Regions from separate parts of the Homo sapiens genome. Here region 2 is linked to region 1. Evidence: chromatin loops called from intact Hi-C (ENCODE). Cell type or tissue: heart right ventricle. All regions are shown on one strand. Each heading gives the region's core, and the rest is flanking DNA. Links, peaks and the distances in the headings are about the cores only.

Region 1 (10,555 bases), core at 2,556-10,555:
ATTAAAGCAATTGATGAGCAAATTTTAATTTTAACCACGAATAATTTTTAGAAAGAAAAATTGCATTAATTCAAATTACCTTGAATGTTATATTGATAATAATCAGGATCTTCTGATTCTTCCTTTACTGTCACAGCTGCCATTTCCAGGGAAATGCCTAGAAAAGCAAATGCAATGATATGATTGCATGTGAGAACTTTCAGCTAGATTGTGTAGGGAAATCCTCTCTGCCCTCCCTATAAATACAGCAATGCATATTTATTTTAAGTAAAGACTTTACGTCTTTGAAAAGACAAAAGTTTGCTAGGTAGCAGAAGGTAAAAAATCACTATAATCCCAGCCAATGCAAAGTTTTAACCATTTATTAATATTCTGCAATTATGTGCTGCTCTTTTCTCCAGCAAATTCTTATCTTTAGAATCAAAGAAAATTTTACCACACTCCCTTTTCACTTAATATTAAAAATACTTTTATAAACCATTGAAACACACTTATAAACATCAGTTTTAATAACTCAGTATTCCAAAGGAGAGATAGCATAATGGTCAACAATTTCAATAATGAGATACATTGGTTTTTTTCTGCCTAATACATCCCTTTTATTACAGGGATTTGTGTAAGGGTACAAAGCACACCTTTCTGCATAAAGCTTTGCCCACAATTAGGACAGATGATTTGAAGCAGACCTTTGTGGCCAGATACAAAAGAGTACATGTTGTGTAATTCCACTCATATGAAGGTCAAAATAGGCAAAAGCAATCGATGTTATTAAAAAGTTGACTTTGGGAAGGGCCAAAATTGTGCCACTGCACTCCAGCCTGGGTGACACGGCGAGACTCCCTCTCAAAAAAAAAGAAAAAGAAATGAACAATGCATGGGTGCACATACACATTTCAGACTGAGATATTCAACCACAGTCATACCAACCCTAACACAAACGAAATCGTGAGCTCTGACTTGGGCAACTTTGTAAAGAATATTTTCAACTCTAGAGAAAGAGCTCAAAGAGAGTTAAATTGATATACAAAGGGTATGCATCCCTGAAGCAACAAGCAAAAAAAGGAGTTACTCCATTGCCTTCAATCACCAAGGGGAAAGTGTTTTGCTGCTACACAGTGGTGGCAGAGAACACTGCATCTGAGACCTTTGCAACTCTCTGGGCTAACTTAGCACTTTCATGTCCATCAGTAAAAGTTAATAGAAAATTACAGCTAACAGCCAGGTGCGGTGGCTCGTGCCTGTAATCCCAGCACTTTGGGAGGTCCAGGCGGGCGAATCACCTGAGGTCAGGAGTTCGAGACCAGCCTGGCCAACATGGTGAAACCTCGTCTCTACTAAAAATACAAAAATTAGCCGGGAGTGGTGGCACGCACCTGTAGTCCCAGCTACCCGAGAGGCTGAGGCACAAAGATCACCTGAACCCAAGAGGTGGAGGTTGCAGTGAGCGGAGATGGTACCACTACACTCCAGCCTGGGCGACACAGCAAGACTCCGTCTCAAAAAAAAAAAATAAAGAAAGAAAGAAAATCACAGCATTACAGCTAACAAAAAAGGCAGATCCACTGGGGATTCAGACCCTTCAGGAATAAAAATTTGGGTCACTCCAATTGGCTAAAGAACCTTACACATACTGGCTGGGTGCAGAGGCTAATGCCTATAATCCCAGCACTTTGGGAGGCTGAGGCGGATGATTACCTGAGGTCAGGAGTTCAAGACCAGCCTGGTCAACATGGTTAAACCCCGTCTCTACTAAAATAAATAAATGAATAATACAAAAATTGGCTGGGTGGCACACGTCTGTAATCCCAGCTGCTCGGGAGGCTGAGGTGGGAGAATCGCTTGAATCTGAGACACGGAGGTTGTGGTGAGCCGAGATCGCACGACTGCACTCCAGTCTGGACGACAGAGTGAGACCTTGTCTCAAAAAATATAAATAAATAAAAATAAAAAGGTAAATCCAAAAAAAAGTCTGGTAAGCTGCAGAAACGTAGACTGTGGCGACTATGCCTATTGTCTTCCTTGTCTGTTACAAATGTGTTTGTGTGAAGATTATATGCTTGCATATACTAACTATTCTCTTCTGTGTGGTAGTATTTCACAATAGTTTGGCTGGAAGTTTCCTTTCCATTTGTCCATTAGACTAGAGATTACTCAAATAGGTTTGCACTGCATTTAAAGAGCAGGTAACATAGCTCGCGACTGGATTTTCAGTCAGTCTCCCAGCGATGGGTGTGACTGCTGGAACACTGTGTCCCCCCATTTTGAGGAGAGAGTAAAAATGGATTTCTTTGTAGGAAGTAAAGTTGCATCTCTTTAGATGGAACAGTTGTCTCGTTGTTGTACAGAAGGTCAAATGTGCAGGGAAGGGTGTGTATATATGCTGAGCAGCCAAAGAGAACAGCCTGGGCCACCCACAAAACTGATGTCTCTCAGTTGCAAACCCATCCTCTGGGTTTCTGCTGAAGTTTGAGCTCTGCATAGCAGCTGGCTCCATGTGAGTCTCTGCCACAAAGATACACTACAGAGAGAAAGGCTAGAGGAGGAGAAGAGATCTGGGCCTTCCTTTTGGCTTCTTGTCTGCATTCTCATCCCAAAAAGGTCACTCCTTGGTACCCTCGTTCAGCCTGGCCAAAGCAGGCCCTCCCATCACAACAGCTGTGCCCGGCTGGCAATGTCTCCAACACTACCAGAAGCAGCCTCACCATGCCCCTCAGCCACCAGCACCAGCCAAACACTACCCCACCTCAGAAGTCAGATGGAAAGCTGATGGGGTGGCAGCCACTGCCTAGAATTGTTCCTTAAAAAAAACCTTAGTATTCTCCTTAAGGTTACAAAGTTAACAATTTTATAACCAGTTAACAATCTGTTTTTGTTTGTTTTGTTTTGAGATGGAGTTTCACTCTTGTTGCCCAGGCTGGAGTGCAATGGCACGATCTTGACTCAATGTAACCTCTACCTCCTGAGTTCAAACGATTCTCCTCCCTCAGCCTCTTGAGTAGCTGGGATTACAGGCGCCCACCACCATGCCCTGCTAATTTTTTTTGTATTTTTAGTAGAGACTGGGTTTCACCATGTTGGCCAGGCCGGTCTCCAACTCCTGACCTCAGGTGATCCACTCGCCTCAGCCTCCCAAAGTGCTGGGATTACAGGTGTGAGCCACTGCACCCGGCCAACAATCTTTACATTAAATTTTCTCTGTTCCAATAACTGATATGGTTTCTGTCTCCTGGCTGCACCCTGGCTATAAATGTACATCTTATTTGCAGGATAAATTAAGAATACAAAGATGCAAAGTGTAAAAGAGAAAAAAAAAAACCTATAATGATGCTGATGTGTACATAAAGACAGTTGAAAGAATTCAATTAAACACATGGGGTTTCTGAATTCAGCATGTTTCTTTTTAGAAGCAAACTAAATATTCAGGAGATGAATATATGAATTAAGGGGAAACATTTGCAAAATGATGATTTTTTTTGGCACAATCTACTGAAAACCACACAAAAATTTGAGATTTCCTATGGAGTGAAAATAAAGAAAAAAGAAAAACCTTCTGTAAAACCAGCAAACAGTGTAAAAGACTCAAATACCTTTTCCAAAAAAGGATAATTCAACACTTTCTTGCAGCTCTCCCAAAATACACTTACATACATAAAAGCTCTCATTCACATGCACGCACACACACGTTAACGCGGCCCTACCCTCCTCCCCAACAACTCATTCGAGATGCCCTTAGATGGGGTGAAGCGGGGCAGGTGGCTGCCCAGGAAGCATGGCAGAATGAGAAGGCTGACAAAGGGCCGGGGAAGGGGCTGGGGAAGCTGCCGAGGGCCTGGTCAGACAGAGGGAGATGAGGGGGCAGGCAGGGCGGTGACAGCCCACTAAGGAGTGTCCCGTGTGAATAAGGGGCACAGGGCCGAGCAGCGGGAGGCTTGACAGTGGCACTAGGACACAGGATAACACTGGGAAATGATGAAATAAATACATATGCTGAGAACATCTGGGTGCCACGGTTCTAGGACAGAACAGAATTATAAACGGGGGCCGGGCACGGTGGCTTATGCCTGTAATCCTAGGACTTTGGAAGGCTGAGGCAGGAGGATCACTTGAGGTCAGGAGTTCAAGACCAGCCAGGCCAACCTGGCGAAACCCCGTCGCTACTAAAAATACAAAAATTAGTCGTGCGTGATGGCGTATGCCTGTAATCCCAGCTACTCGGGAGGCTGAGGTGGGAGAATCGCTTGAACCCAGAGGCAGAGGTTGCAGTGAGCCGAGGTCGTGCCACTGCACTTCAGTCTGGGTGACAAAGCAAGACTCCATCTCAAAAAATAAATAAATAAATAAGGAATTAAATAGCAATTTTATTTGAGAATTGAAAATGGTCTCCTTGGAGAGTGGAAAACAGGAGTGCAGAGAAGGAAGGTGGAGACGAAGGGGGCATTCTATTGATTTTTGTAAAAAGCACTATAGAACAGCTGACCTCTTACATTATATGTCTGTACAACGGGAAAAAAAAATACATTTTATCTACAAACATATGTAACTGGCAAAGAACTCTGCCTACCACTTACTGAGCAAATTACCTTTCTGGGTCTTAATGTGATAACATTAACAAATAGTGTCACAGTTGGAATACATTAGTAGTGACTGCCTCTTTCTTATCAAAACAAAACAATAATTGAGTCAAACTATAAACTTCTACACTAAGGAAAAGTCTTCCTTAATTTCACCATTGATTCTAAAAGTGCTAGTACATACCAGAATCTTCTGTGGGTTCAGTTTTCACTTTGATGGGGCCACAACTGCAAGGAGAAGAAAGCCCTGATCAAGCCACGTGCTGGTGACAGCCATTCCCACAGCATTCAAAGTCTCTGGGTCTCAAAGTGTTAAGATCCCTCCCTTGACCAAGGTGGGTGCAAACCTGACTCAGCTTAAAACTGACATATTTATTTATTGCATAAATAAGAGTTATTGGGCCGGGCACAGTGGCTCACGCCTGTAATCCCAACACATTGGGAGGCCGAGGCGGGCAGATCACGAGGTCAGGAGTTCAAGACCAGCCTGGCCAATATGGTGAAACCTCATCTCTACTAAAAATACAAAAATTAGCCAGGCGTGGTGGCGCTCACCTGAATCACTTGAATCCGGGAGGTGGAGGTTGCAGTGAGCTGAGATCATGCCACTGAACTCCAGCCTGAGCCACAGAGGGAGACTCTGTCTCCACAAAAAAAAAGAGTTATCAACTGAACTTAGTACTTCAATTTCTATCTATCTTTTGGGGAAAAAAGTACAATAAAATACTACAGAGTAGCATATTAAGACTTATCGGGCCAGGCGTGGTGGCTCATGCCTGTAATCCCAGTACTTTGGGAGGCCGAGGCAGGTGGATCACCCGAGGTCAGGAGTTCGAGACCAGCCTGGCCAACACGGTGAAACCCCGTCTCTACTAAAAATACAAAAAAATTAGCTGGGCATGGTGGCACATGCTTGTAGTCCCTGCTATTTGGGAGGCTGAGGCAGGAGAATCGCTTGAACCCAGCAGGGGGTCAGAGGTTGCAGTGAGCCGAGATCGCGCCACTTCACTCTAGCATGGGCAAAAAGAGCAAAACTCCATCTCAAAAATAAAAAAAAAAAAAAAGAGTTACCAACTGAACTTAGTACTTTAATTTCTATCTATCTTTTGGGGAAAACAGTATAATAAAATACTACAGAATAGCATATTAACTTCCAAATACCACTCTAAGGCCAATTCACAGTGTGACCAATGCCTCTGGCTTTTCCCAGGAACTCTACTATTCAGAAATACCAAGTCAAAGAGGGCATGTTCACAAGATCCCCAAATGATATCCTTGCCTATTAAACTTTAAGATGTGTGACATGAGGCCTTTTTAATATTCTGATATCTCAATTATCTAACAACTAAAACTTTTTGAGGTGTGGGAGTTAAACAGCAGTAATGAAATTAGGTTTTACCTTCCACCTGGAGATAGTATTGACCTGTCAGCATCTGTTACCATCACACGACCACCTACATACAAAAAAAAAAAATTGGAGTTAGTTTTTCAACATTTCAAATATAATATGTCTAAAGGCTTTAAATATAGAATTAGTGGGGTAGAACTAGGCTTTGCAGCTCTGGATCACACCAGAATAAACACTGCTTTTCATCCCTTCACCCAACCACAACCTCCTTGAATGAAAAAGCTCTTATTTTCATCAGTGAGAGAAATGCAGAAACATACCATTTGTCTAGTAAGATGGAATATGGAGAATATGACTCTGCTGACATATAAATGATGAAACAGATTTTTTTTTTTTTTTTTTTTTTTTTTTTTTAGAAACAGGGTTTTACTCTGTTGCCCAGGTTGGTGTGCAGTGGCATGATCATAGCTCACTGCAGCCTCCAACTCTCGAGGATCAAGCAATCCTCCTACCTCAGCCTCCTGAGTAGCTGGGACTACAGAAGCATGCATTACCACTCCCAGCTAATTGTTTTCTATTTTTTGTAGAAATTGGATCTTGCTATGTTGCCCAGGCTTATCTCGAACTCCTGGCCTCAAGGGAGACTCCCACTCTGGTCTCCCAAAATGCTGAGATTAGGCTGGGCGTGGAGGCTCACACCTGTAATCCCAGCACTTTGGGAGGCTGAGATGGGTAGATTGCTTGAGGTCAGGGGTTTGAGACCAGCCTGGCCAACATGGTGAACCCCCGTCTCTGCTAAAAAAATATAAAAATTAGCCAGGTGTGGTGGCGGGCGCCTGTAATCCCAGTTACTCAGAAGGCTGAGGCAGGAGATTTGCTTGAGCCTGGGAGGCAGATGTTGTAGTGAGCCAAGATCATGCCACTGCACTCCAGCCTGGGCGACAGAGCAAGACTCCATCTCAAAATAAATAAAAAAATAAATAAATAAATAAATAAATAAAAATAATAATTAAGTTTAAAAAAAACTTTTAAGTCTGAAATTTAACATAAACATGATAAATATTTCTCCATCTTAAAAGAGATTTACACAAAAATCCTACCACTAACATCATACTTCATGGTCAAAGACAGAATGCTTTCCTACTAATATCACAAGGTGATGTCTGCTATCACCAATGCTGTGTGACATTTATATTCTAGTCAGAGCAACAAGAAGAAGAAATAAGAGGCACTTAGATTGCAAAGAAAGGGGTAAATTGTCTTGATTCTCACACAACATGATCTCCTACATAGAAAGCCCAGAAATAAACAAAGAGTCAAAAGACTTTCAACAAAGATAACAAGGATATCTTGAGGGAAAGGACGGTCTTTTCTGCAAATTGTCCTGGAATCATTGGATATCCACGTGCAAAAAGATGAATTTATACCTTTACCTTGTATAATATACAAAAATGACCTCAAAATGAACCATAGATCTAAATGTGAGAGTTGAAGCTATAAGACTTGTGGAAGAAAACACAGAAGTCATATCTTCATGCCTTTGGGTTTACGCAATGGTTTCTTGAATATGAAGTCAAAAGCTTAAGTGAGGGCCAGGCGCAGTGGCTCACGCCTATAATCCCAGCACTCTGGGAGGCTGAGGCAGGTGGATCACCTGAGGTCTGGAGTTTGAGACCAGCCTGACCAATATGGTGAAACCCCGTATCCACTAAAAATACTAAAGTTATCCGGGCATGGTGGCGGGCACCTGTAGTCCCAGCTACTCGGGAGGCTGAGACAGGAGAATTGCTTGAACCCGGGAGGCAGAGGTTGCAGTGAGCTGAGATCATGCCACCGCACTCCAGCCTGGGTGACACAGCGAGACTCTGTCTCAAAAAAAAAAGCACAAGTTAACAAAAGAATAAACTTATTTTTATCAAAATTTAAAACGTTTGTGCCTCAAAGGATACTACCAAGTAAGGGAAGAAGACAAGTTATACAATAAGGATAATGTAGATTTATTAGAATTGGAGAAAATATTCCCAAATCCTGTACTCCAGCCTGGATAACAGAGTGACACCATTGCAAAAAGAAAAAAAAAATTTTTTTTTAACAAATCATCAATTAGAGACTTATATCAAGACTATATAAAAAACAAGACTCAATAATAAAAAGACAAACAAACCCAATTTTTAAATGGGAAAAGGACCTAAATAGATATTTCTCCAAAAAATATGTATGGATGACCAATAAGCACAATTGAAGATAACACAAGCCTGTAATCCCAGCACTTTGGGAGGCTGACACAGGCGGATCACTTGAGCTCAGGAGTTCCAGACCAGCCTGGCCAACACGGCAAGAGCTTGTCTCTACCAAAAAAAGGTTCAGAAATGAGCTGGGTATGGTGGCACACGCCTGTAGTCCTAGCTACTGAGAAGCTGAGGCAGCAGGATTGCTTGAGCCTGGGAGGTTGAGGCTGCACTAAGCTGAGATGGCGCCACTACACTCCAGCCTGGGCGACAGGGTGAGACCCTGTCTCAAAAAAAAAAAAAAGAAAGAAAGAAAGAAAAGTAAAAACACATCAACAATCACTAGAGAAATTTTTAAAAATCAAAAAAAATTAGATACCACTTCACATCTATTACAATGGCTAAAATCAAGAAGTAAGTTGGCAGCAATGTGGGGGTAACCCTCCTATCCTGCTGTGAGAATATAACATGGTATAGCCACCTTGGAAAACAGCTTGTCAGTTTCTTCAAAGTTCAGTGTAGCAGGGCGCGATGGCTCACGCCTGTAATCTCAGCACTTTGAGAGGCCTCCCTTGATCATGAGGTCAAGAGATTGAGACCATCCTGGCCAACATGGTGAAACCTCGTCTCTACTAAAAATACAAAAATTAGCCGGGTGTGGTGGCGCGTGCCTGTAATCCCAGCTACTCAGGAGGCTGAGGCAGGTGAATCTCTTGAATCCACGAGGCGGAGGTTGCAGTGAGCCAAGATCATGCCACTGCACTCCAACTTGGTGACAGAACGAGACTCCGTCTCAATTAAAAAAAAAAAAAAAGTTCAGTGTAAATTTACCCTATTCCTAGTAATTGCACTCCTACGTAAATATCCAAGAGATATCAAGGAATATGTCCAGACAAAACCTTGCTCAAGTATGTTCACTGTAACATTATTCCCAATACCCAAAGGTGGAAACAACCAAAATATCTATAAACTGATGACTGGATCAACAGACAGTATGTTCATGTCACAGAATAGTTAGTGCTCAGCAATAAAAAGAAGCTACGGCTACACCTACCAAGCTCGATGAGCCTCGAGTGAGTGATGCTCAGTGAAAAAAGCTCATTTCAATAGGATACATACTACATATTCCATTTCTACAACATTCATGAAATAACAGAGACAGGGACGATGAAAGCATCCCAAAATTAAGACTGTGATGATGGGTAAAAACCCCTTAAAAACATTTTAAGATTGTAAATCTACTATTAGTGAATTATATACTTAAGACAGGTGAATTTGGCTGGGCACAGTGGCTCACGCCTGTAATCCCAGCACTTTGGGAGGCCGGGGCGGGTGGATCATTTGAGGTCAGGAGTTCGAGATCATCCTAACATGGTGAAACCCCATCTCTACTAAAAATACAAAAAATTAGCCGGGCGTGGCAGCATGTGCCTGTAATCCCAGCTACTCGGGAGGCTGAGGCAGAATCACTTGAACCTGGGAAGCAGAGGCTGCAGTGAGCCAAGATCGCGCCACTGCACTCCAGCCTTGGCGACAGAGCAAGACTCCGTCTCAAAAAATAATAATAAAAAAAAAAGGCAGGTGAATTTTATGGTGTATCAATTATACCTCAATAAAGCTGCTAAAAAATTAATCTTTTCACCACAATGAGAATAAGACAAAGGTTAACAGAAAACACAATGTGTATGTTTATGTATATATAATTTTTTCCTTTCATAGTTACATGTTTAAAAGTATTCCAATGATACTGGTTATTTACTTCCGAAAGTCTCAAATAAACCTGGCTCTAAAGGGTATTACTCTTTATCCTGTTTTCCCTTCAAATGAAATGGCTAGACTTCCCTAAAGGAAGCTGAAATCCGCATCATTCTTCAAACGCCCTTCCTGGAAATGCTCTCTTCCTCATGAACTCTTTCCTGAACTATAAAGGAATCCAACCTCCAATAACATCCACAGCACTTTCTCAGAGCCATTCTTGCCGTAGGGATGCAATGTTCTTGCCATGTTCATTTTACAGAATTTTCTCTCTTCCGTGAGACTCACAGCTCTCAAAAGTGGTAATGCTGATACACAGCTGCGTATCCCCTCCCCACCCAATGCTGTGCCCAACAACGTCTTGCCGAGTCGATGACATTAGGTCAATTAAATCCTACTCATAATTCTGGTAAGTGAGGGCAGATGTATGATCTTCTATAGAAAACAAGCAGCGAAGCTGAAAACAAAAAAACAAGTCTCCACTTTTTTAGCTCAATGAACCTTTTGTGGATTATATAAACATCTAAACAGCCCATCCGAAAATGTCTGACATCATATTCTCAAAGACAATAAAACAGAAACCATTAAAGTGTATGAAAATCTAGCAAAACGGAGGCCAGCCAGCTATCAAGGAAGCAAAGCACTTACTTACC
Region 2 (10,873 bases), core at 1,858-9,857, 69 kb after region 1:
CAGTTATCATAGTTTGTTTGTTTTTTTGAGAGACAGGGTCTCACTCTCTCTCCCATGCTAGAGAGCACTGATGTGATCACAGCTCACTGTAGCCTTGCCCTGGGCTCAAGCACTCCTCCTGCCTCAGCCTCCCAAGTAGCTGAGATTATAGGTTGCCTGCCACAATGCCCAGCTAATTTTTGTATTTTTAACAGAGACGGGGTTTCACCATGTTGGCCAGGCTGGTCTCGAACTCCTGACCTCAGGGGATCCGCCTGCCTTGGCCTCCCAAAGTGCTGGGACTACAGGCATGAGCGGCCACACCTGGCTTGATAATAGATTTAATTCTTATAAAAACCTATATTGCCCGGCGCAGTGGCTCACGCCTGTAATCCCAGCACTTTGGGAGGCTGAGGTGGGCAGATCATGAGGTCAGGAGATCAAGACTATCCTGGCTAACACGGTGAAAACCTGTCTCTACTAAAAATACAAAAAATTAGCCGGGCGTGGTGGCAGGCACCTGTAGTCCCAGCTACTCAAGAGGCTGAGGCAGGATAATGGCGTGAACCCGGAAGGCGGAGCTTGCAGTCAGCCGAGATCGTGCCACTGCACTCCAGCCTAGGCGACAGAGGGAGACTCCGTCTCAAAAAAAAAAAACAAACAAACAAAAAACAAACAAACAAACAAAAAAACAACCTATATCATGTTACTGAGGTAAGGTAAGAGGACTGCCTAAGGTCAGGAGTTAGAGGCTGCAGTGAGCCATGATTGCACCAGTATACTCCAGCCTGGTGCTAGAAACCCTGTCTCAAAAGAAAAATAAAAAATCTACTTGTGCATAAAAAATTTAAAGAGAGGAAAAAAAGAAACTAAAGTAAACTGGCTGGGCGCAGTGGCTCATGCCTGTAATCCCAGCACTTTGGGAGGCCGAGGCGGGCAGATCACGAGGTCAAGAGATTGAGACCATCCTGGCCAACATGGTAAAACCCCGTCTCTATTAAAAATATAAAAATTAGCTTGGCGTGGTGGTGGGTGCCTGTAGTCCCAGCTACTCGGGAGGCTGAGGCAGGAGAATCACTTGAACCCGGGAGGCGGAGGTTGCAGTGAGCTGAGATCATGTCTTTGCACTGTAGCCTGGGCAACAGAGTGAGACGCTGTCTCAAAAATAAATAAATAAATAAATAGAAACTAAAGTAAACTAAAATAAAATAATAAAATATAGGCTAGGCGTGGTGGCTCATGCTGTAATCCCAGCACTTTGGGAGGCAGAGGTGGGAGGATGGCTGGAGCCCAGGAGTTTGAGACCAGCCTGGACAACATAGGGAGATCCTGTCTCCACACACACAAAAAGTGCAAAAAAATTAAAACAGGTGTACTTATTTCCAGATTGCATTGTTCTGGGCCCTACCATGAGGTAAAACATAAGGCACAATTTTATCTCTTCTACTAATGAATTGAAAAGTAGTAAACAAGCAACACTCCTCCCCAACTGAAAGCTTATACTTTGTTTCAAGCAAAGTGAAATGAGCTGTGAACCACCTCCTGACATACTGCAGACACAGGAAATTAAAGATTTTTAAAGAAACCTCACTAGGAAAGTTCATTCCCTGAAAATCAAGTTCTTTTTTTTTCTTTTCTTTTTTTTTGAGACAGAGTCTCACTCTGTCACCCAGGCTGGAGTACAGTGGTGAAATCTAGGCTCACTGCAGCCTCCAACTCCTGGGTTCAAGCAATTCTCGTGCCGCAGCCTCCTGAGTAGCTGGGATTACAGGCGTGCACCACCACGCCTGGCTAATTTTTGTATTTTTAGTAGAGACGGAGTTTCATCATGTTGGCCACGCTGGTCTTTTTTTTGAGATGGAGTCTCGCTCAGTCGCCCAGGGTGGAGTGCAATGGCGCGATCTCGGCTCACTGCAACCTCCGCCTCCTGGGTTCAAGCAATTATCCTGTCTCAGCCTCCTGAGTAGCTGGGACTACAGGCGCGTGCTACTACGCCGGGCTAATTTTTGTATCTTTAGTAGAGACAGGGTTTCACCGTGTTGGCCAGACTGGTCTCAAACTCCTGACCTCATGATCCGCCTGCCTCAGCCTCCCAATGTGCTGGGATTACTAGCGTGAGCCACCGTGCCCGGCCTGGCCATGCTAGTCTTAAACTTCTGGCCTCAAGTGATCCTCTTGCCTTGGCTTCCCAAAGGGATGGGAAAATCAAGTTTTGGCAAACAAAACGAACAAAACTTATTAGCAACAGATATCCGAATACATGAGAAATTTCAGCACTGTTCTAGGCACCAAGGAACCAGGAAAGCCATTACATTTAGAAGCTGACAGGGGGCCGGGTGCAGTGGCTCAATCCCAGCACTTTGGGAGGCCAAGGCGGGTGGATCACCTGAGGTCAGGAGTTTGAGACCAGCCTGGCCAACATGGTGAAACCCTTTCTCTACTGAAAATACAAAAATTAGCCGGGCGTGGTGGCGGATGTCTGTAATCCCAGCTACTTGGGAGGCTGAGGCAGGAGAATGGCTTGAACCTGGGAGACAGAGGTTGCAGTGAGCCAAGACCTCACCATTGCACTCCAACCTGGGCAATAAAAGTGAAACTCAGTTTCAAAAGAAAAAAAAAAGCAGCAGCAGCTGACAAGGAAACTTATGTTTGGTTCTTTACCCACATGTGTGGGGGTTAGGTACTCCAAATGCGAATTTAAGTGAAAATGCAGGCTTGGTATGGTGTGCCTGTAATACCAGCACTTTGGGAGGCCAAGGCAGGAGAATCGCTTGAGGCCCGGAGTTCAAGACCAGCCTGGGCAAGATAGTGAGACCCCTGACCTCTACAAAAAATTTTAAAAATTATCCAGGTGTCGTGGTGCACCCCTGTATTCCCACCTACTCAGAAGGTTGTGGTGGGAGGATCATCTGAGCCCAGGAGTTTGAGGCTGTGGTGAGCTATGATCACAGCACTGGAATCCAGCCTGGGTGACAGAGCGAGACCTTGTCTCAAAAAAAAAAAAAAAAGCAAGCGATGCCAACATAACCCTAGTTTTTTTGTTTTTTGTTTTTTTGTTTTGAGACGGAGTTTCGCTCTGTCGCCCCAGCTGCAGTGCAGTGGCATAATCTCGGCTTGCTGCAACCTCTGTCTCCCGGATTCAAGTGATTGTCCTGCCTCAGCCTCCTGAATAGCTGAGATTACAGGCACGTGCCACCATGCTAGGCTAATTTTTGTAGTTTTAGTAGAGACGAGGTTTCACCATGTTGGCCAGGATGATCTTGAACTCCTGGCCTCAGGTGATCTGCCCACCTCAGCCTCCCAAAGTGCTGGGATTACAGACATGAGCCACCGCGTCCGGCCCTCAACATAAGCCTAGTTAATAAAATCCACTAGATTTTGATAATAAAATACAAAAACAGGCCAGGTACAGTGGCTCACCCCTGTAATCCTGCCACTCTGGGAGGCCGAGGCAGGTGAATCACTTGATGTCTAGAATTCAAGACCAGTCTGGCCAGCATGGCGAAACCCCGTCTCTACTGAAAATACAAAAATTAGCCGGATGTCCCAGCTACTCGGGAGGTGGATGCACGAGAATCGCTTGAACCCAGGAGGCAGACGTTGCAGTGGGCTGAGATCACACCACTGCACTCCAGCCTGGGTGACAGAGACCCTGTCTCAAAAAAGAATAAAAAATAAAAGATAATAACATAATAAAATAAAATAGAGAGACACAGCTGTGACTATTAGCCCACCAAAAAAGTACAAATCCATTGGCCCAATGAATCTTAGATCCATAGCTGGCCATCTATGAGATACGCTAAGGTGTCCTAGATTAGGACCCTCCAGAGCGGACGTGGAATGGGACGGGATAGGCACCTGCCGCACATACTGCGTGATCACCCAGACAGCAGTGGAGAGGAAAGGCAGCTTGTATTCACTCATTCATTCATTCATTCATTCATGTTTCCATCCAAAAAGCCCACTGTTTGTGAGTCTTCCTCTTATATAAGCTCACTAAGGGCGGGGACCAAGCCTCATTCATTGGCCTGGGGCATGCCTAGTGTGGAGCAAGTATTTGGTGTTTGTTGACTGAATGACTGAAGGTGAAGGGGACTTGAGTTGCCCAGGCACAGTGGCTCACACTTGTAATCTCAGCCCTTTAGGAAGCCAAGGCAGGAGGATCACTCGAGGTCAGGAATTTGACACCAGCCCAGGCGACATAGGGAGACCCCATCTCTACAAAAAAGAAAAATTTGGCCGGGCGCGGTGGCTCACGCCTGTAATCTCAGCACTTTGGGAGGCCGAGGCGGGCGGATCACGAGGTCAGGAGATTGAGACCATCCCGGCTAAAAAACGGTGAAACCCCGTCTCTACTAAAAATACAAAAAATTAGCCAGGTGTAGTGGCGGGCGCCTGTAGTCCCAGCTACTTGGGAGGCTGAGGCAGGAGAATGGCGTGAACCCGGGAGGCGGAGCTTGCAGTGAGCCGAGATCCCGCCACTGCACTCCAGCCTGGGCGACAGAGCGAGACTCCGTCTCAAAAAAAAAAAGAAAAAGAAAAATTTTAAAAATTAGCTGGTCCCGGTAGCTCATGCCTGTAATCCCCACATTTTGGGAGGCTGAGGTGGGAGGACTGCTTGAGCCCAGGAGTTTGAGATCAGCCTGGGCCACATAGGGAGACCCTCTGTCTGCAAAAAATAAATTTTTAAGTTAGCTGGGTTTGGAGACACACACCCGTGGCCCCAGCTACTCAGGAGGCTGAAGTGAGAGGATTGCTTGAGTGCAGGAGCTCGAGGCTGCTGTGAGCTATGATCACACCATCACACTCCAGCCTGGGCAACAGGCTGTCTCTAAATAAATTCCGTCAATAAATAAATAAATAAATAAATAAATAAACAAAGCGTGTAAAGGGCTGACACCATTGCTTGACAAGGATGCAAGGAATGTTTTATTGCTGTGTTTTAGGGAATGTGTTAGGTGCTTTGGGGATGCAGAGATAAAAATGGTACCATCTGTGACCTCAAGAAGTTTACGGACTTGTGGGAGGACAGCGTTGTGAACAGGTTATAATACAATCTGACTATGGCATCTGTAATAAGAGCCCAGAGGCCGGGCATGGTGGCTCCTGCCTGGAATACCAGCACTTTGAGAAGCTGAAGTGGGCAGATCACCTAAGATCAGGAGTTTGAGACCAGCCTGGCCAACATGGTGAAACTACGTCTCTACTAAAAACACAAAAATTAGCTGGGCGTGGTAGTGGGCACCTGTAGTCTCAGCTACTTGGGAGGCTGAGACAGGAGAATCGCTTGAACCTGGGAGACAGAGGTTGCACTGAGCCGAGATCACGCCACTGCACTCCAGCCTCGGAGACAGAGTGAGACTCTGTCTCAAAAAAAAAAAGAAAAAGAAATAGTTTACAGACTTGTTGGGGGACAGAGTTGTAAACAGGTCATAATATAGTCTGACTAGGGCACCTGTCATAAGATCCCAAAGGCCGGGCATGGTGACTCATCGCTGTAATGCCAACACTTTGGGAGACCAAGGTAGGCGGATCCCTTGACGTCAGGAGTTTGAGACCAGCCTGGCCAACATGGTGAAACCCCGTCTCTACTAAAACTACAACAATTAGCCGGGTGTGTTGGCACATGCCTATAGTCCCAGCTACTCAGGAGGCTGAGGCAAGAGAATCACTTGAACCCGGGAGGCGGAGGTTGCAGTGAGCCGAGATTGTGCCACTGCACTCCAGCCTGGGCTACAGAGTGAGATTCTGTCTCAAAAAAAAAAGAGCCCAGAGGAGGTGGGGAGTGGGGGCATTTGAACAATGCATAGAACTTTCCTGGTGAAGAAGGTGGAGGGTAGGGGGTAAGGAGGCAAAGAGAAGGGCTTGTGCAGAGATCTACTGTGTCAAGGTGCACAGGGTGCAGAGGGAATGGCACACAGCCAGCGCTGGCCGGGGCGCAGGGGAAGATGCAGCTCTGTCTGAAGAGTCTGTGGTCTGATCACAATGGGCCCTCTGTGCCAGTTGACTGGTTTGTGCTGAACACGTTGGCCAAGATGCCTGTCATTCCAGCCTCCGCTTCCAGGCGAAATTACACCACCCACTCAGGGAAGCTGGACTAAGCTGCTGCTGCTTTTTTTTTTTTTTAACAACTTTATTCAAGTATTTTATTTACACAGAATAAAATGCATTCGTTTTTATGTGTTTACTTAAAGGAGCCTTAGCAAATATTTTCACTCACCCGTGTCACCCCCACCATAATCAAGATACAGGGCTGGGTGCGGTGGCTCATGCCTGTAATCCCAGCACTTTGGGAGGCCGAGGCAGGCAGATCATCTGAGGTCAGGAGTTTGAGCCCAGCCTGGCCAACATGGTGAAACCCTGTCTCTACTAAAAATACAAAAATTAGCCGGGCGTGCTGGCGCATGCCGTGCCTGAAATCCCAGCTACTCCGGAGGCTGAGGCAGGAGAATGGCTTGAACCCAGGAGGTGGAGGTCGCAGTAAGCCGAGATCACAACACTGCACTCCAGCCTGGGCGACAGAGCAAGACTCCGTCAAAAAAAAATATATGCAACACTTCCATTGCTCTAGAAAGTTTCCTGTGCCCCTCTTCATTAGTTAATTTTCTTCACCACCCACCACCCCAGGCCCTGGCAATCACTGACCTGCTTGCCTGCTTACTTTCTTCTTTTTTTTCTTTTTTAGACAGGGTATTGCTCTGCAGCCCAGGCTGGAGCGTAGTGGCAAGATGTCAGCTCACTGCAACCCTGACATCCCTAGCTCAAGTGATCCTCCCACCTCAGCCTACTGAGTAGCTGGGACTATTTTTTTTTTTTTTTTTGAGATGGAGTCTCACTCTGTTGCCCAGGCTGGAGTGCAGTGGCACGATCTCGGCTCACTGCAAGCTCCGCCTCCCAGGTTCATGCCATTCTCCTGCCTCAGCCTCCCGAGTAGCTGGGACTACAGGTGCCCATCACCACACCCGGCTAATTTTTTGTATTTTTAGTAGAGACGGGGTTTCACCATGTTAGCCAGGATGGTCTCGATCTCCTGACCTCATGATCTACCCGCCTCGGCCTCCCGAAGTGCTGGGATTACAGGTGTGAGCCACCGCGCCCAGCCAATTTTTTGTATTTGAGAGTCAGGAGTTCAAGACCAGCCTGGACAACATGGTGAAACCCTGTCTCTACTAAAGATATAAAAATTAGCCAGGAGGGCTGGGCATGGTAGCTCATGCCTGTAATCCCAGCACTTTGGGAGGCCGAGGCGGGTGGATCACCTGAGGTCAGGAGTTTGCGACCAGCCTGGCCAACATGGTGAAACCCCATCTCTACTAAAAATACAAAAATTAGCTGGGTGTGGTGGCGGGTGCCTGTAATCCCAGCTACTCGGGAGGCTAAGGCAGGAGAATCGCTTGATCCTGGGAGATGGAGGCTGCAGTGAGCTGAGATCGTGCCAGTGCACTCCAGCCTGGGTGACTCTGCCAAACACACTAAAATAAAATAAAAAATTTTAAAAATATAATAATACAACTTTTTATAGGCCGGGCGTGGTGGCTCACGTCTGTAATCCCAGCACTTTGGGAGGCCGAGGCGGGCAGATCATGAGGTCGGGAGATCGAGACCATCCTGGCTAACACGGTGAAACCCCGTCTCTACTAAAAAATATAAAAAAATTAGCCGGGCATGGTGGCGGGCACCTGTAGTCCCAGCTACTTGGGAGGCTGAGGCAGGAGAATGGCGTGAACCCGGGAGGCGGAGCTTGCAGTGAGCCGAGATCATGCCACTGCACTCCAGCCTGGGCGACAGAGAGAGACTCCTTCTCAAAAAAAAAAAAAAAGAGAAAATTAAATACAAATTAAGCAGGAGAGAGGAGAGGGACTAATACTGTATATAAAATAATCCAACTTTTTTTTTTTTAATTAAAAAAAGGACACTTAGTCCAATGGCCAGTACTGGTTCCCACTGTGGCCCTGATACCAGCAGGGCAACCAGCCACGCCTTCCAGCCCAGAGCAAAGTTTTCAGAAGATAAGAACTCTGTGGTTTTCAGCAAGGAGACAATAAGAAGTTGTTCCTAATTGGCTTCCTGTCGCAGTCCTCAGGGCACCTGCTGGTTCCAGCCTGGATCCAGCCTACCTTGACCTTTGCCAGTTGGCACCGATGTGCAGATAACCAGTGAAGCCCAGGAGCAAATCCTCAAATCCAGACCTGCAGAATGGGACGAGTCTTGTGTGAAATTCTCAGGCGAGAGCTCTGAGCCCCAAGGCCTCCTTCGCACACCCCGGCCCTGGGTCTGATCTGGTTTCACGACCTGTTTCAGCTCCATGCTGTGCCGTGAGAAACCTCTCTGCAGGTCCCTACTTGAACTTGAAAGACTTTGACCCTTCCCAGTGGCCACAAGCACATCTCACTCTGCTGTCCAGGCTGGAGTGCAGTGGCGTGATCTCGGTTCACTACAACCTCTGCCTCCCAGGTTCAAGCAATTCTCCTGCCTCGGCCTCCCAAGTAGTTGGGATTATAGGCACGTACCATCACGCCCAGCTAATTTTTTTGTATTTTTAGTTGAGATGGAGTTTCACCATGTTGGCCAGGCTGGTCTTGAACTCCTGACCTCAGGTGATCCACCCGCCTCGGCCTCCCAAAGTGTTGGGATTACAGGCGTGAGCCACCGCGCCCAGCCTAATTTTTGTATTTTTTAGTTGTATTTAAAAAAATTTTTTTTGAGGTGCAATCTCGTTCTGTTGCCCAGGCCAGACTCCAGTGGCACAATCTCAGCCCACTGCAACCTCTGCCTCCCAGGTTCAAGCGATTCTCCTGCCTCAGCCTCCTCAATAGCTGGGATTACAGGCACGCGCCACTATGCCTGCCTAATTTTTGTGTTTTTAATAGAGATGGTGTTTCACCATGTTGATCAGGCTAGTCTCAAACTCCTGCCCTCGTGATCTACCTGCCTAGGCCCCCCCAAAAGTGCTGGGATTACAGGCGTGAGCCACTGCGCCTGGCCCACAAGCATGTCTTTCTCTTCTGCTCATCCAGATGAAAAAAAACTGGAGCAGCCGTTTTGCAAAACAGGCCTTCAGTGGCCCTCACAGTTGGATTTTGTCCTGAGCTCAGTTCTATAGGAAGCGTGTGTGTATATGTGTGAATGTGTGTGTATATGTGTGAATGTGTGTATGCATGTGTGAATGTGTGTATGTATGAGTGTGTGTGTGTGTGTGTGTGTGTGGTTTACGTACTTATTGCTAAGCTTCGAATTTTCAGATTTCTGCTTTCTGGCTGTGAATTTGATGCAACACAATTATGGTTAAAAATATTTCCTGGCTGAGCACGATGGCTCATGCCTTTAATCCCAACCCTTTGGCAGGTCGAGGTGAGAGGATTGCTTGAGGCCAGGCATTTGAGACCAGTCTGGGCAACATAGTGAGACCCTCCATCTCTACACAAAATTTTAAAAAATTAGCTGGGGATGGTGGCATGTATCTGTAGTCCCAGCTACTCTGGAGCCTGAGGTGGGAGCATCGCTTGAGACCTGTAGACTGAGGCTGCTGTGAGCTGTGATTGCACCACTGCGCTCTAGCCTGGGCAACAGAATGAGACCCTCTCTCTCTCTCTCTCTCGACACACACAAAAAAGGCCAAATCCCAGCACTGTGGGAGGCCGAGGCAGGCGGATCATGAGGTCAGGAGATCAAGACCATCCTGGCTAACATGGTGAAACCCCATCTCTACTAAAAATACAAAAAAAGTAGCCGGGTGTGGTGGGGGGCGCCTATAGTCCCAGCTACTCTGGAGGCTGATGCAGGAGAATGGCGTGAACCTGGGAGGCAGAGCTTGCAGTGAGCCGAGATCGTGCCACTGCACTCCAGCCTGGGCACTGCACTCCAGCCTGGCCGACACAGTGAGACTCCATCTCAAAAAAAAAAAAATCATTTGCTTGCACAAAAAGACAAATACTGTGTGATTCCACTTATATAAGAAGTACCTAGAATAGTCACGTTCATAGAGACAGAAAGTCTCTGGTGGTTGCCAAGGGGTAACGGGAAGGAGGATGGGGAGTTGTTCAATGGGTATAGAGTTTCAGTTTTGCAAGACGAAATGAGTTCTGAGGGTCAGTTGCACAACAGTGTGAATGCACTTAAAGCTACTGAACTGTACACTTAGAAATGAGTAAGATGGGCCGAGTGTGGTGGCTCACGCCTGTAATCCCAGCACTTTGGGAGGCCGGGGCGGGTGGATCACGACGTCAGAAGATAACCATCCTGGCTAACACGGTAAAACCCCATCTCTGCTAAAAATACAAAAAATTAGCCAGGTGTGGTGGCATGCACCTGTAGTCCCAGTTACTCGGGAGGTTGAGGAAGGAGAATCGCTTGAACCTGGGAGGCAGAGATTGCAGTGAGCCGAGATTGTGCCACTGCACTCCAGCCTGGGTGACAGAGCAAGACTCCATCTCAAAAAAAAAGAAATGATTAAGATGATTAATTTTACATGTATTTTACTATAATAAAATTTTTTTTTAAATTGTATGGTGTACAAGAGCGTATGATTATTTTGCAGCTTTGTAAGACCTAATTAATAGTGGATAGTGGATGGCTTTTTTTTTAGAGTCTCGCTCTGTTGCCCAGGCTGGAGTGCAGTGGCACAATCTCGGCTCACTGCAACCTCCGTCTCCCAGGTTCAAGCGGTTCTCCTGCCTCAGCCTCCTCAATAGCTGGGATTACAGGCATGCGCCACCACGCCCAGCTAATTTTTATATTTTTAGTAGAGTCTCACTCTGTCGCCCAGGCTGGAGTGCAGTGGCACGATCTCGGCTCACTGCAACCTCCGCTGCCTGGGTTCAAGCAATTCTCCTGCCTCAGCCTCTCGAGTAGCTGGGATTTCACCATGTTGGCCAGGCTGGCCTGGAACTCCTGA

Evidence for each region. Hi-C counts contacts between places; a loop is a spot of excess contacts. Peaks named below come from ENCODE experiments on the same cell type or tissue, not always from the same donor. Only the 100,000 strongest peaks of a DNase experiment are listed, where the experiment ranks them.
Region 2: it touches region 1 in a loop (2.9-fold over the local background); 5 of 110 quality-filtered maps call a loop at or near these places.

What each region holds. Positions count from the first base shown.
Region 1 is chr7:74,700,634-74,711,188 of GRCh38, reverse strand. GTF2I (general transcription factor IIi) reads right to left here. Exons shown (of 35, transcript NM_032999.4): 6 at 10,555; 7 at 5,971-6,025; 8 at 4,756-4,799; 9 at 80-157. The region is part of intron 2 of GTF2I-AS1 (GTF2I antisense RNA 1); the gene reads left to right. Among named protein-coding and RNA genes, the nearest start is that of GTF2I-AS1, 23 kb to the left of the region's middle. In heart right ventricle, for the core only: no CTCF peak of the experiment used is centred there; no DNase peak of the experiment used is centred there; H3K27ac peaks cover 1,532 bases.
Region 2 is chr7:74,630,962-74,641,834 of GRCh38, reverse strand. No RefSeq gene overlaps it. Among named protein-coding and RNA genes, the nearest start is that of GTF2I, 21 kb to the left of the region's middle. In heart right ventricle, for the core only: no CTCF peak of the experiment used is centred there; a DNase peak (open chromatin) is centred at 5,982.